Regions from separate parts of the Homo sapiens genome. Here region 2 is linked to region 1. A link is a loop called in an ENCODE intact Hi-C map of the cell type or tissue named here. Cell type or tissue: B cell. All regions are shown on one strand. Links, peaks and the distances in the headings refer to the core of each region. The heading gives the core; the rest is flanking DNA.

Region 1 (8,515 bases), core at 1,450-6,449:
TTGGTGCTACCTAAGTGGATTTCTGCTGCATAACTTAAGGACATCCTCCTCCTTCATTTGCAGGACATCAAGGGCTCCAGACATTGAGAAATTTTCCCTTTAAGTTGCGATGGGAATCCAGAAAACGCCATATGGACCCCTCTGTGAGTAGCATGGAAAGAGGAAACCACTTATTTATTTATTTATTTTTAAAGAGTCTCACCTTGTTGCCCAGGCTGGAGTGGAGTGATGGATCTGCAACTTCCATCTCCCGGATTCAAGTGATTCTCCTGCCTTGGCCTCCCGAGTAGCTGGGATTACAGGCACCTGTCATCACGCCTGGCTAATTTTTGTATTTTTAGTAAAGACAGAGTCTCACCATGTTGGGCAGGCTGGTCTGGAGCTCCTGACGTCAAATGATCCACCCGCCTTGGCCTCCCAAAGTGTTGGGATTATAGACGTGAGCCATCACACCCAGCTGGAAACCACTTCTAATAATGTAACAGGTTATATATTGACACATAGACAGTTTTTATGAGATTATACTATCTCTCTACATTTTTTTCTTTTTATTGAGATGGAATCTCACTCTGTCACCCTGGCTGAAGTGCAGTGACATGATTTCAGCTCACTGCAACCTCTGCCTCCCGAGTTCAAGCGATTCTTGTGCCTTAGCCTCCAGAGTAGCTGGGATTACAGGCGCGTGCCACCATGCCCAGCTAATTTTTCTATTTTTAGTAGAGATGGGGTTTCACTATGTTGCCTAGGCTGGTCTCCAACTCCTGACCTGAAGTGATCTGCCCATCTCAGCCTCCCAAAGTGCTGGGATTACAGGCATGAGCCACTACGCCCGACCTATTTACACATATTTTTTAAACTGCTTTTTAAATCTTAACATTATACCATGGACATCTTTTCACATAGTAAATACAAATTTTCCTCATGTTTCCAACAGTACAGTAAGAGGCACAGTAGAACCTAGGAATTAAGAGCATGGACTACAAAAAAAAAAAAAAGTTATAGGCCGGGCATGGTGGCTCACGTCTGTAATCCCAGCACTTTGGGAGGCCGAGGCGGGTGGATCACCTGAAGTCAGGAATTCGAGGCCAGCCTGGCCAACATGGTGAAACCCCGTCTCTACTAAAAATACAAAAAAAAAAAAAAAAAAAATTAGCCGAGTGTGGTGGCAGGCGCCTGTAATCCCAGTTAATCTGGAGGCTGAGGCAGGAGAATTGCTTGAACCTGGGAGGTGGAGGTTGCAGTTAGCTGAGATCACACCATTGCACTCCAGCCTGGGGGACAAAAGCGAGACTGTGTCTCAAAAAAAAAAAAAAAAAAAAAAAAGCATGGACACTACTCGGGTTGGATACTAACTTGTGCCCCTTAGGTTGTGTGTGAACTTGGACAAATGACTTCCCCTCTCTGCGTCTTAATTTCTCTATGCATAAAATGTGTTCTGATAAAATGCTTGTAGTGGCATATGAAAAATGCTCAATATCAGTAATCCTCAAAGAAATGCAAATTAAAATCACAGTGAGATATCATCTTATACCAATCAGATTGGCTAGTATTAAGAAGTAAGACGATAACAGATGTTGTTGAGGATATAAAGAAAAAGGAATGCTTATACACTGTTGGGGGGAATGTAAATTAGTACAACTTTTATGAAAAACAGTATGGAGATTTCTCAAAGAACTAAAAATAGAACTATCATTTGATCCAGCAACCCCACTACTGGGTATCTACCCAAAGGAAAGAAATCATTATAGCAAAAAGATACCTGCATTCGTATGTTTATCCCAGCACTATTCAAAATAGCAAAGATATGGAATCAACCTAAGTATCCACCAATGGCTGACTCGATAAGGAAAATGTGGTGTATATATACAATGAAATACTATTCAGTCATAAAAAAGAATAAAATGTTTTTTGCAGCAACATGGATGGAACTGGAGGCCATTATCTTAAGGGAAACAACTCAGAAAGTCAAATACCGCATGTTCTCACTTATAAGTGGGAGATGAGTCATGTGTACACATAGACATAGAGTGTGCAATGGTAAACACGGGGGACTGGGAAAAGTGGGAGGGTGGAGGAGGGTGGGTGATGAGAAGTTACTTGGGTCCAGTCCACAGTCTTTAGGTGATGGATGCACTAAAAACCCAGACCTCACCACTGTGTAATATATCCATGTAATAAAACTACACTTGTACCCCTGAAATGTATACAAATAGGCCGGGTGTAGTGGCTCATGCCTGAAATCCCAGCATTTTGGGAGGCTGAGGTGGGCCGATCACCTGAGGTCAGGAGTTTGAGACCAGCCTGGCCAACATGGTGAAACCCTGTCTCTGCTAAAAAATACAAAAATTTTTTGTGCACCAGGCATGGTGGTGCATGCCTGTGGTCCCAGCTACTGGGGAGGCTGAGGTAGGAGAATCGCTTGAACCTGGGAGGCGAAGGTTGCAGGTGAGCTGAGATCACACCCCTGCACTCCAGTCTGGGTGACAGAGCAAGACTCTGTCTCAAAAAAAAAAAAAAAAAAAAAGAGTATACAAATAAAAGAAAAGGAAAAAAATGCTTGTTGTGGGGATGAAATAATTAATGCGGATAAAGCCTCTAGAATAGTGCTAGGGCATGTAACAAGCCATAACGATTCTGTCTATCCTTAGTGAAGTTTTAAGTTCTTTTTAAACTTTATTACAAACAATGCTACAATGAAGGTTTTATCACATCTTTTTGAACACTTTACTAGTGTTTTTACAGGACAGAAGTCAGAATGAGGGATCATGTAGGATGTTCACACAAAATTAGAATGGACATTGCCTAACTGCCTTCCAAAGTTGTACCCATTTACCCTCCAGCCAAGAGTGTACAAAATGGTTCATATTCCCAGACTTTTGCCCAAACTGGATTCTATCATTTTGAAAAAAGTCTGCCCATCTAATAACAACTGATCTTTGACACATTGAATTACAGTATAAAGAGGGCTTTACCCAAATGGCCCACAAGGCTACCTAACTGGGCAGAGGCCATACATACGTATTTTAAAATTGCAATAGAAAATTCTTTATTCAACATCGAGGCTTATAAAATTCTTATCTTTTCCTCCATAAGGCTTCTATGTGTCTTTATTCTGAACTAAGGGTATATGAAAATAAATTTTCCTTTCCTTGATTTCCTTCCTTTTAAATTCTGCAGATGCTGTGAAATACTTCAGTACTCAGGAGAAGTCACGTTCTGGTTGCTGCAAGCGTGTGATACCCTGTCATTAAAATAAGAAATAGATTGTTATCCTCTGCCCTCCTCTGTGCATATATATATGTGTGTATGTGTGTGTGTGTGTGTGTGTGTGTGTGTATAGATAGATTTTTTTCTTTTTTTTGAGACAGAGTCTCACTCTGTCATCCAGGCTGGAGTGCAGTGGTGCGATCATGGCTCACTGCAGCCTTAATCTCCTGGACTCAAGTGATCCTCCCACCACAGCCCCCCAGTAGCTGGGATTACAGGCACATGCCACCACACCTGGGGTAATAATTACACATATGATTATATATATATATATATATGTATTTTTTTTTTTTGTAGAGACTGGGTCTAGGTATGTTGCCCAGGCTGGTCTTGAACTCCTCAGTGCAAGGGATCCTCCCACCTCAGCCTCCCAAAATGCTAAGATTGCAGGTGTGAGCCACCAGGCCCCACCCTTTGTGCATTTTCTGAGACCTATCTTTCCAAAACTGGTCTCTAGGAGATGAGCAGGCAGGTTGTAAAGGATTTAGTCTCTATCACAGACCCAAATCGGAGAGAAACAACTTGGAAACGCCAGGGTTAAATCAAATTAGTGTTCAAGGCCATATTTCCGCTTTTTCATGTTCCTGAGTTCGGAATCCACATTTGGCCGCTGGGCAGTGGGAATTAAGGAAGTTCTCTGGGCTGCCCTGTCGGCTCCAGGGGTTTTATCTGCCATCTTGTTCGCCCTCTACTGGTGTTTCAAGAGAAGAACATGAATGGGAAGAATGGCTTTCTCTGACCCTGGGAGATTTTTTCTTGCTTATTTTCGTTCTGGGAAATCAAAATTCCAGTTGAATTCCGTAACTATAAAAATGTTAAGAGAAGACATGTGGGTTTCAATGGAATAGACTAATTTGAATTACCATAGGTTTTCGGAGATGGGGTATGGAGATAGGAAAAAACTCTGGCTTTACTTCTTTTTATATATGTCTTACTGTTTAGTTCTTCAACTATGCATTTTCTGGTATGTATAATGGTCCTAAATCATAAATTTAAAGAATAGAATGCATGTGAATCTATATCAATATCTATCTCTGTCTACATGAGCTATCTACATCTATTCATATAGCTGTATATATTCTGGAACCTTGCCAATCTGGGGAACTCAGAGCTGAAAGCATCCTAAGAGACTGAAAAAGAACACAGGGGTTGACACCTTCCACTTATAACCAGACCCCTCAATCCAACAAAATATAATCGAATGTTTTCAGAGCCCTAAAAGGCTTTTTTTTTTTTTTTAACTTGAGATGGAATCTTGCTCTGTCGCCCAGGCTGGAGTGCAGTGGTGTGCTCTTGGCTCACTGCAACCTCTGTCTCCCAGGTTCAAATGATCAAGCAATTCTCATGCCTCAGCCTCCCGAGTAGCTGGGATTACAGGCACGCAACACCATGCCTGGCTAATTTTTGTATTTGTAGTAGAGATAGAGTTTTGCCATGTTGGCCAGGCTGGTCTTGAACTCCTGACCTCAGGGGATCTGCCCTCCTCAGCCTCCCAAGGGATTACAGGCATGAGCCACTGCGCCCAGCCAAAAGGCTTTCTTTAATTTACAAGTTCTGTATAAGATCTATTCTAGGAAATTCTCAAAGCTTCTAGGCATTATAATGATAAAGATTCATTGAAGAGCCCATTATTTCAAGAGTTCTGGTTTGCATGTGAAGTGCATGCAAGACAGCAAACCCCACACAGGGAGGTGACGTCACACAGGGAGGTGAGGGCCCCAGTCACCAGCCTCCATTCTGAGCAGGTGGTGGTGTTTTTCTTAGTCTGGCATTCTTTACATCCCTCTGGTCAAAATAATTGGCAGATGAGCCAAACCTGGCCGCTTCTTCGCTGGGATTTTACGTTAATGCTGGAAGAGAGAAGCTGTCTGTTTTCTCTAGGGTAACACCTCTGGGTTATAAAGGTCTAAACCTGTCTGTGATACTCATCTATTCCCACCGACTTTATGGTGGACACCCAGGAGAGTGGACATGCAGAGAAGTAGACACAACTGAAATGTGTTTTGAGGTAGAATCTGCTGGAGGATTGAATTAGAGGCAAGAGACATGCAAAAGGTAAGAGTCAAGAATAACTTCTAGATTTCTAAATGAGGTCCTGGATGAATGTGTTGCTATTTCTTAATATGGGGGAGAACCAGGAGTGGGATGGGAGATGAAACCAAAGCTTGGCAGTGACAATTGGGAGTTCTGTTTTGGACATATGGACTTTGAGATGCTGTGAGATAGCCGAGTGGAAATGTCAAGTACGTAGTTATATATGTGACTTTTGAGAAAGGGAAAAAGATTTGAGCTGGACGTATTAATTTAGAAGCTGTGACATAAACTGTATGTAAAGATATTGGAGTGGATGAGAATATTTAGGTATAGAAGATATTAAAAAGAGGGCCCAGGACCAAGTTTTGAGGAGAATCAAATTTTGCTGATTGAGTAGAGAAGGAGAACTTAACACAGGAGATGCTGGTAAGGTGGGGAAAAGTAGAATGGGAATAGGTTGCCACAGAATTGGAGAGAAGAGGGTGTCAAAAAGGGGAGAGTGGTCAACTCAGTCAAAAGCTGATGAGAATTAGAGAAAGTTGAGGTCAGAGACACATTCATTGGGCGTGGCAATATACACAGCATTGGTGAAGTTGACAACAGCATTTTCGGTAGAGTAATGGGCATGAAAAGTAGTTTTGAGGCAGGGAGAATAGGGTCTGGAGGCAGGGAACCTAAGGCCGATTCACGCTGACTTCCTAGAACTAAATCAAAAGGAAAACCCCACCTTTCCACACCCAAGTAACAAAAGGACAGGAGGCTACTTTGTTTGCAACCGCCTGCCCCTTTTTCTGCCTGGCAGATGGAAAATTGAAAGTACCTCTGATTGGTTGCTTTCCTCAACCAATAAGACGTTTGCATAGGAGTGTAACTTTGTAACTTCACTTCAGCCTCTGAGCCTCTGATTGGTTGCTTTCTACAACCAATCAGACTGATTGTAGGCCAACTCTTCCTTTGCATAGAAGTGTAACTTTGTAAGTTTACTTTAGCCTCTGATTGGTTGCTTTTCACAGCCAATCAGATGTTTGCATAGGGTGTAACCTTTGTGACTTCACTTCAGCCTCTGTTGGTTGCAGCAGCCAATCAGACTGATTGCAGGCTACTACTTCATTTGCATGGGGGGGTACACCAAGTGGCCAATGGGAAACCTCTAGAGGGTATTTAAACCCCCAGAAAAAATTCTGTAACAAGGCTCTTGAGCCACTATGCTTGGCCTGCTCCCACCCTGTGGAGTGTACTTTCGTTTTCAATAGATCTCTGCTTTCATTGCTTCATTCTTCCCTTGCTTTGTTTGTGTGCTTTGCCCAATTGTTTGTTCAAAATGCCAAGAACCTGGACACCCTCCACTGGTAACAGTTTGAAGAAGGTTAAAAAGGAATGGTGGTGACCAGCAGTGCAGATGGCATTGTGGGTTCAAGGGAAACTGATGACCACCCCCCCACACACACATGCACGCACACACAGAGTACAAATAAGTAGTGCAATCAACAGAGTATTTAAAAAATATTTTAGAGACTGTCATTGTGTCCTCTGGTGTAAAAATTCATTCCATATGTCTTTGACTCCTAAACAATCAGAGCCCAAAATCATGAAGACTACAACATAAATATTGAGGGGTCCTTAGGTATAAAAGTGGAGGAGCTACTCTCACTTCCACTCCTTGCTTCCCCATTCATATACAGTTTATTCAAATTATTCATGGTAGTTACATCCTATAAAGTTTCTTCTAATGCTGAATTGGCAAATAATGAACTGTTGCTCCAAGAGGAAAGACTAGGTTATGTTCCTGTGAGCCTCTGGTCATAAAATTTTTGCCAAACAAAATGCCACCCTAGGCATTATATAGGTTTGTTTGCCAATGTCCTTGTAAAACAAGCCAGTCTCATCAGCATTGAAAGCCTACTCTTGTACATAACCCTTTCCTGTATAACAGTTGGCAGATATTTAAAAAAATTCATCTGCAGCCTCCTGATCTGCAGAACCTGCCTCACATGCAAGTTTAATGTTTCTCAAGCTCTGTTGCCTTTTGAAATGTGAAAGCCAGCCAGCACTAGCTCAGAAGAGTTTCACATTTTCATACCCCTGGGTGTGATGGTTAATTTTATGTGTCAACTTGACTGGGCCTTGGGGTGCCCAGATATTTGGTTAAGCATTATTTCTGGGAGTGTATGCGAGGGTCTCTCTGGATGAGATTAACGTTTGAAACAGTAGACTGAGTAAAGCAGATTGTCCTATCTAATCAGTCAAAAGCCCGAATAGAATAAAAAGCTGAGTAAGAAGGAACTGTCTATCTCTGCCTCACTGTCTTCAAGCTTGATCATTGGTAGTCTCTTGCCCTTGGGCTTGGACTAGAATTTAAGCCATTAAATTTTTTAAAAAGAGCTTAGGTCATTGCTAATTCCTTATAATAAATTACTCTCTCTCCATATATATATTTATATATGTATATATACACTATATATGCTATATATGAGATACATATATTATGTATATGCTACATTATATATATATAGCAAGGATATATATATATATATATATATATATATATATATATATATATATCTTATTGGTTCTGTTTTTCTAGAGAACCCTAATCCACTAGGTAATGTGTCTATAAATTTATTACTGGAGCGGCCTGACTTATAGGTCAGTGCATTTCTTTCTCCTTTTCCTGGATGTATTGTGTTGTTGATTCATTCACATTGAACTCACAGCCAACAGCACTATAACTTATGCCTGAATGAAGCTTATCTAACACATACATTTTCTCCATAAGGCACATCACAGTCTTCCTGTTTTTAGGAATACTAGACAGCACTTTAGCATTATGCTTAGGGGCCATTTCAAACAGCAGAATCACCAACAAAAAGCATAGAAAGTGGGAAATATGGCACTAAATAGACACTGAAAATAATGCTTATTTATAGTATGGGATCTGAAACAAGAAACATTGCCTTGTTCAGCCTGAGCTGGCAACATGCAGAGGGCAACTGACATTTCTTGCCACCTCTGCACATGTCCTCAAATAACCATGAAAGTGCCATTGGTATTGATTTTAGGGTTATAAATAAATTTTAGCAAGTAGGCAAATTTGCAAGCACAGAAGTTATGAATGATGAGGATTGACTATATGTTGGTTTTGGAAAAACCAATACCATATATTGATGATCAGTTCAGAGTCTATACCAAAATTCTATAGCAGGGCTGCAACATG
Region 2 (8,515 bases), core at 2,295-7,294, 140 kb before region 1:
TTACAAATGAGGTCTATTGACCTCTCTCATGAGGTTAAGATCCAGAAATTCACTCCGCTTTAGTGACTATTCCTGAAGTCAATGAAAACTCAAATACTGACAAGCATTCCAATTAATTATACCTCTAAAGAAATGGTATGCCTTCCACCAGCCTGACAGAAGTTACCAACTAACTTTTAGGTCTAGTGTATGTGTTTTCAGAAGGCACAGCATAATAATCAAGTCATAAGCATCAAGGCACACCAGCCTGACTTCTCTAAAAGAGAAAACGGAATCAGTTGTTGATGGGGAAATTATTTTCAAAGACAAGAGCTTTTTGGATAGGGACCAGATTCCACATTCTATGGAGATTTACTTAGACTGCTTATCAAAAACAAAACTTAAAATGGGTGAGGAGTAAGATAAAGATATTTTTCTGAAAGACTAAGAATAAACTAACATTCTTAAACAGATTTCAAATTCACATAAGAGGTTTTATACAAAGCATGGCAGGCAGTACATCTTTACATTCCAACTAGAAAGATGCCCTTTGGACCTGAAGGTAGTGCAGATTTGCCCCTGAATAAAATGACAATAATAAGGTAAACAAAGTTAAATGTCTCAGAATAAAAGCTTCAGCTTATATTACCTTACATACTTTCTTTGGTATTTCATTTGAGCCTCTTACTTTCTCCGTGTATCTCTTTCCAAACTGAAGTAATACACAAGTAGAAGAACAAACTGATTGTGCACATCCTTCCCAAGGCTGGGGTAATGGTGGTTATGATTTTCTAGAGCCATACCGAAAAGAAGTGCTACAACACAAAATTCCTTTTAAATCTCCTATCTTAAAATATCACATGAATTTTTATATGCGACCTCACAAGTTTTAGATTTCTTTTATTATAATACAGAATCTAAGGCTAAGAGAAAGAATATAGTAAGACTTCTGAACCTATCCAGTAAGAGCAGAATCCACGCATAAAACTTGAACTCAGAATTTCAATCCCAAATCTAGTGAGTATTCAAGCACACAAAGGAAGATAATATATACATGCTGGTGAGAGACAGAGTGCATAAAGGGTACTTTTTACTGTATAAACAGCATTGTCTCCATTGCTTCATTGGGTCACACACTGGGTCACACAATGATCCAAAAAAGCAACGGAGGCAATGCCATTTATACAGTCAAGTACCTTTATGCACTGTGTATATTACCAAGGAAAAGCTCGCTATTTAACGACAAAAAAAAAAAAAAATTCATCTACCCAAGAAATACTGTATCAGTGAGTAAGTGGGATAAAAATGTTTTTAAATGTTGTACATTTAAACCAACCTCAAGAAATTAAAGTTAGGACTGATAAAGTTAAGTCTTAAAGGAGTCTAAGAAAAGGATGCTATTGGGAATGACTTGGTTTAGGGAGAAGAGCAGGACAGATATAGGGGCTCTATACTTAAGCTTGCAACTTTAAGAACTTAAATGGTGAGCAAAATTCTCCCTTCCAGTGCTTAGCCAGGGCAAATTATAAAATGGAGATGTAACAACATGACTGGATGCTAGTTTCAGACCACCGTCCAAGGGTCGGTACAAGAGAATGACATTTTCCCTGACAAAATCTTCAGTATTTTTGACAGAATAATCCCTATTTGGCATCTTCTGAAACTTCAGAAGCTAAAATTTAAGGGTGAGAAGGACACAACCTATAGTTTCAAAGAGTGAGGGCCTAGGAAAATAATCAGAAAATGGTCCAAAAAAAATTCATCAAAACATACCTGACTCAGCGAGAAATGGACATTAAGCAATTACAATGCCCTTCCATTTACAAAAGGGAACCAGGATATTAGGAGTAGGGAAAGCAGAGGGAGGACATACAACTCTATATGATTAAATGGCAGTGGGAAAGGCAACCAGCTTTCAAAAAGGTGGAACAACAGTTTTCAGTCTACTCAGGAGCAAAATATTATGGCATTTATGTCCTTATTCAGACCCTGACAACCGCCAGAATTTATTACCAGATCCACAGACTTAGAAGTCTTAGTGTCTTTATTCTCTTTAAGACACTAAGGAAGGAACAGGTATATCTGTATACTAAATGAAATAATTCAAAGACATCTACCATCTCATATTGCTTTCAGACAAAAGCAAAAATAGGACTGAATAAAGCTCAGTAGTGGATCTGAATCTTTAGTATATTAAAAATTGTAGATCTCAAAGTTGTCTTTCTCAGAGATTCTAATTCACAGTAATTTTTAAATTTTTTTGTTTTGTTTTGTTTTGAGACAGGATCTCTCAGTTACCCAAGCTGGAATGCAGTGGCACGATCTTGACTCACTGCAACCTCTGCCTCCCGGGCTCAAGAGATCCTTGTGCCTCAGCCTCCCAAGTAGCTGGCACTACAGATATACGCTACCATGTCCCACTAATTTTTGTATTTTTAGTAGAGACGTTCACTTTGTTGGCCAGGCTATTTTCGAACTCTTGTCCTCAAGTGATCCATCCACCTGCCTTGGTCTCCCAAAGTGCTGGGACTGAAGGCAAGAGCCACCATGCCTGGCTTAATACCTGAATTTTTAATAGGCATTCCCAGGATGGTTCTAGTATAGTTAGCACCCAGGCCACACATTGGGAAACAAAGGTTTACGAAGTCAAATGGTAGAGGACACTCAACGAATCTCCCCTGAAAAGATGGCAATATGCTAAAAATAAACTGATGATCATACCCTCTTCACTTACAGAGATTATTATACTCTACAGGTCAGTACCTTCCCAAGATCTTCTTCCTCTGTTACTCTGAATGCTGTACTACCTTCCAGTGTCCTTGGCCTTTCATCACTCCTAACCAGCGGCCACAGCACTTAAAAGAGTTTCACCAAGAAAGCCACATATCTGTACTATACGGTTTTTCTGCTATAACATGATAAATGTTCGCCTTGAAAAGACTGAATTCTGCAAAACTGCATATTAAAAAGTCTTATGGGAAAAATAGAACAAAGCCGTTCAAAATTATGCAACTTTATTATCAGAGTACTAATAAAAACTTGAATAGCACAGACAAGCAGCTCAGCATGGAAATCAATTACTTTCAAGAGATAATAATGCAAAAAAAACCATTAGGATAAAAATGCAGCTATTTAGGGGTAAGAACATGGAAATGGAAGTAACTTCTGAGCATTATCCTTGACTAAAAAAAATTTGTACACACGAACCAATACAACTTTAGTTTATAATAATATCATTCTGCAATTTACCAACTGTATATCAAGAAACCTGGTGGTGAAAAGCGAAACTTATAGCTAACCAGGTTTTGTCTCTTGCGGGAGGGAAAAATGGATCACAACAAGTATCAACAATTTGACAGCTGGTTGTACAGTTACTCCCTCTACATTTGTGCTATTCAATGACAGTCACTGGCCACACATAGCTACTAAGCACTTGAAACACAGCTAGTAGGAATTGGGATTTTCTGTATGTGTAAAATAGATACTAGATTCCAAGACTTAGGTAAAAAAACAAATGCAAAATATCACATTAATATTTTTATATTGATTACATGAAGTATTTTAGCTGTATCTGGTTAAATAATAAATATAATTGAAATTCCAGATGTTGGCTACTAAAAAACTTAAAACTGCATATGAGACTCACTGGACAGCATTGCTCTCCATGAAGGTGAGCTGATATTTAGTGAAAGGGGGCCAGGGATGCCTACTGGGCATTATACATGTCTCCCAAAGAACTGTCTAACATCTGAAAACAAGCTGCTTATAATTAACTGAGTCTAGAACCAAAATCTGCTTAGCACAGCATGCTAAATTTTCCAGGAATACAGCTGCTATGCAAATTGTACTGTATAAAACTTAATTCTTTTTTACACATGAACCAATACAACTTTAGTTTATAATAAGGTCATTTTTTGGAACTTTTATCAAAATGTTCACTACTTGGAAAAATCTCACCACTGACAATAATGCTATATATATAATACATCTGCCTTATATCTGTCACAAACAAATGACATTAAGTAGATTCCTTTGTTGACAGGTTCAAACATTGAAGTGGCAGAGATAAACGCTAGATGAAACACTCAACAAATTTCATTGTTTAAAAAACAGTACTGCCGTATCTTATCTTAAATATATATATATGGCTACATATTTTTAGCACAGTGCTACAAAGAGTTTGTGAAAATTACACGTAACATTATTTCTATCTGCAGGCAGTATATGTTATTATGTATATATTACTATGGCGATTTTATACCATACAGTCATGTGCTGCTTAAAGACAAGGATACGTTCTGAGCAATATGTTGTCGAGCAATTTTGTTGTGCAAACATCCTAAGAGTGTACTAACGCAAACCTAGATGGTATAGTCTACTACACACCTTGGCTATGTGGTATAACCTATTGCTCCTAGGCTATAAATCTATACAGCCTGTAACTGTACTGAAGACTGTAGGCAACTATAATACAATGTTAGTATTTGTGTATCTAAGCATATCTAAACATAGAAAAGGTACAGTAAAAATACATTATGAGATCACCTTCACATACACAGTACTTCATTTATGGAAACATTATGCGACAGGAGAGTTTTAAAATGGGAGGCGGCACGTGCAAAAGAATGAAACTGAGTTGTGTTTGAAAAGACACTACCAGAAAGTGAAAAGACAACACATAGAATGTTGCTAATCATACATCTGGTAAGACTTTTACCTAATTCTACCAGTAAGAACTCCACAGCTCAATAAAAATAATCTGATTAAAAATGAGTAAAAAATCTGAACAAACATTTCCTCAAAGATGACATACAAATTGCCAAAGCGCATATCAAAGATGAACAATGGCATTAGCCATTGGGGAAATGCAAATCAAACCTGCAGGGAAATAACACTTCACACCCACTAGAATAGCTATAGTCAAAAAGACAGGCAAAAACAAGTGTTGGTGAGGATGCAGAAAAACTGGAACCCTCTTATACAAACTGCTAATGTGAAAGTAAAATACTGCATCTGCTTTGGCAAACAGTCTGGTAGTTCCTGAAAATGTTAAGCATAGTTATCTGTAGCCATAAAAAAGAACAAAAGCACATCATATATACAAACAAAACATTGGGTACTCGGGGACGTAAAGATGGCAACAACAGAAACTGGGGACTACTAGAAGGGGAGGAAAGGAGGAGATAAGGGTTGAAAAACTAACTGTTGGGCACTATGCTCAGTACCTGGGTGATGGGATCATTCGTACCCCAAACCTCAGCATCACTCAATATACCCAAGTAACAAATCTGCAAATGTACCCAACTAAATCTTACACAAACAAAAACTTAAAAACAGGATATCCTCTATTAGTTGAAGATATATACAAAATACTAATAATAAACAAGTACTATAATCCTGGGTTAAACAGAACATCAACATTTACCAAATAATAAGCTCTAGGTACCATTAATGTAACTTTTTCTTTGATTCATTGATTCATTCATTCATTCAAACATCTACTTGTGTACCTAAAATGTACTGGCACTATACTGGCAAACAAGAATAAAGCAGTGAAAAAGAGATGAAAAAAACCACCGACCAACCAATCAGTTATATGAGCCAGCAATCCCACGCCTAGGTACATATTCAGAAGAAATGAAAATATATGCCCAAACACTGTACATGAATATTCATAATGCATTATTCTTGGCTGGGCACAGTGGCTCACACCTGTAATCCTAGCACTTTGGGAGGCTGAGGCAAGCGGATTGCCTGAGCTCAGGAGTTTGAGACCAGCTTGGGCAACATGGTGAAACCCCGCCTCTACTAAAAATACAAAAAATTAGCTGGGTGCGGTGCTGTGTGCCTGTAGTCCCAGCTACTGAGGAGGCTGACACAGGAGAATCGCCAGAACCCGGGAGGCAGAGGCTGCAGTGAGCTGAGATTGCACCACTGCAGTCCAGCCTGGGCAACAGAATGAGACACTGTCTCAAAAACAGCAACAGGCCGTGCACACTGGCTCACTCCTGTAAGCTCAGCACTTTGGGCAGCCAAGGCAGGCGGACTGCCCGAGGTCAGGAGTTTGAGACCAGCCTGGCCAACATGGGGAAACCCCGCCTCTACTAAAAATACAAAAATAAGCCAGGTGTGGTGACGCATGCCTGTAATCCCAGCTACTTGGGAGGCAGAGGCAGGAGAATCACTGGAACCTGGGAGGCGGAGGTTGTAGTGAGCCGAGATCGTGACACTGTACACAGAGCAAGACTGTCTAAAAAAAACAAAAACAAAACAAAACAAAAAAACACATAATGCATTATTCTTAAAGTCAAAAAATAAAAACCAAATGTTTACCAATTGACAAGAAAATGTGGCATAATCATGCAACAGAATATCATTTAGCAACAAAAAGAAATGAGTACTAATACATGCTACAACATAAATGAATCTCAAAAATATGCCAAGTGAAATACCCCAGTCACAAAAGATCAAATATGGTATGAGCCCATTTATTCAAAACATTAAGAATAGACAAACCTGTCGAGACAGAAAATGCAGTAATAGTTTCTTAGAGCTGAGGGTGAGGGGGGTGTTGGGGGATGACAGTTAAAGGGTTTGTAAGTGATATAAATATTCTAAAGTTGATTTAGAACATTGGTGACTACTAACTGTGAATATATTAAAAATCAGTGAACTATACACTTCAAATGGCTGAATGGTATGGTATGTGAATTACACATAAATAAAACTTACGCCCCCACCAAAAAAAGCAATCTACTATACATGTGACTTTAATTTGTCTAGCTTAGACACAGTCCTTAATTCTTCAGTTCTCAACACCTAATCCCATGGGATGCTTTGAATAGAAAGTGGTGCACGACTGTGAATCTGGAATAAGCTGTACTGACATTCTCTTATGGCTTAAATGTACCTTATAGGCTCTGAGAATTACTGGAGTAAAATTTTAACCTAGGAAGCGAAAGCCTAAGTACTGATATGTAAAACAATATGGGTGAGCTTTGCAAACACTAAGTGAAAGAAGCCAGTCACAAAAGACCACATACTGTGTAATCAGTTTATATGACATATCCAGAAAACAAAAATCTAGAGAGACAGAAAGTAGATCAGTAATTGGGGAGTTGGGCTTTGAGAAGAAAAAATGAAAGTGACTGCTAATGGGTATACAGTAATTTTGGGGGGGAGATGACAATTGTTATGTGAATTTCATCTCGATTTTTAAAAATAATCAGGAATTCCAGACCAGCCTAGGGAAATATAGGGAGAGATTCTGTCTCTACAATAATACTAACAAATATCTTAAAAATAGAAAAAAAAATAGCCATGTAAAATATTTTTTAAAAGAGATGGCTGGTCTAACCATGTTAAGAGCCACTCCTTTAGTGAGACTAGCAATCAGGCAATCTGGGCTTCACTTCAGATTTTGCCTCTACCTAGGTGGGGGCCCACCTGTGGTCACTTGTCAAATAAGATATTGCCTGACACTGTACACAGCTGAAATAATCACAACAAAGTCTAAAATGAGATACTTATGAATGTTTCTAACTTCTTTTGACCCCTGCCATCTGACTTTTCACTAAGGAATTAGCTAAGATTTCAAGAGTAAGGTTTTTGTTGTTGTTGCTGAGACTGAGTTTCGCTCTCATCGCCAAGGCTGGAGTGCAATGGTGCAACCTTGGCTCACCGCAACCTCTGCCTCCCGGGTTCAAGCAATTCTCCTGCCTCAGCCTCCCAAGTAGCTGGGATTACAGGTGCCCACTACCACGCCAGGCTAATTTTTGTATTTTTAGTAGAGACGGGGTTTCACCATATTGCCCAGGCTGGTCTGGAACTTCTGACCTCAAGTGATCAGCCCACCTCCACCTCCCAAAGTGTGGGATTACAGGTGTGAGCCACCACACCCAGCCAAGAGTAAGATTTTTAGATCCTTTATACATTCTGTATCTACTCTCCTCTATCTCCCACTCTATTTCTTGGTCATGTTTGATTTCTCAGCTTAAATGTCACATCCTCAGAAAAGCCTTTCTTGACCACCAAATTTAAAGCAAGCCCCCATCATAGCACACATCTCTCCTTAATGGCTTTTTTTTTTTTTTTTTGGAGACAGAGTCTCACTCTGTTGCCCAGGCTGGAGTGCAGTGGTGCGATCTCGGCTCACTGCAAAATCTGCTGCCCAGGTTCAAGCAATTCTCCTGCCTCGGCCTCTCAAGTAGCTGGGATTACATGCACCTGCCACCAAGCCCGGCTAATTTTTGTACTTTTAGTAGAGATGGGGTTTCACCATCTTGGCCAGGCTGGTCTTGAACTCCTAACCTCGTGATCCACCCGCCTCGGCCTCCCAAAGTGCTGGGATTACAGGCCTGAGCCACTGTGCCTGGACAACAGCTGCTTTTATGCAGTGTAATTACATCCTATATTGCTCCCTGTTTTATTTTTAAATTAAGTAGTTATTCTAAGGGAGGAAAGCATTCCTCTGAGAGAAAAAATATAGGTTAGTGTAAAACAGTAAGTTTTATAAAAATTTATCAAATTATAATAA

The links. Peaks named below come from ENCODE experiments on the same cell type or tissue, not always from the same donor. Only the 100,000 strongest peaks of a DNase experiment are listed, where the experiment ranks them.
Region 2: a loop joins it to region 1, with 3 times the contacts of the local background. A loop is called at or near these places in 36 of 110 quality-filtered maps.

What each region holds. Positions count from the first base shown.
Region 1 is chr10:28,427,770-28,436,284 of GRCh38, reverse strand. LINC02652 (long intergenic non-protein coding RNA 2652) reads left to right here. Exons shown (of 3, transcript NR_134496.1): 2 at 64-143; 3 at 3,178-3,277. It also overlaps the pseudogene RPSAP10. Among named protein-coding and RNA genes, the nearest start is that of LINC02652, 64 kb to the left of the region's middle. RefSeq lists an enhancer at 3,869-3,978. In B cell, for the core only: CTCF peaks have their summits at 3,741 and 3,947 (motif pointing left); a DNase peak (open chromatin) is centred at 3,914; H3K4me3 peaks cover 369 bases.
Region 2 is chr10:28,571,898-28,580,412 of GRCh38, reverse strand. All of the region lies in intron 3 of WAC (WW domain containing adaptor with coiled-coil), which reads right to left. Among named protein-coding and RNA genes, the nearest start is that of WAC, 43 kb to the right of the region's middle. In B cell, for the core only: no CTCF peak of the experiment used is centred there; no DNase peak of the experiment used is centred there; H3K27ac peaks cover 576 bases.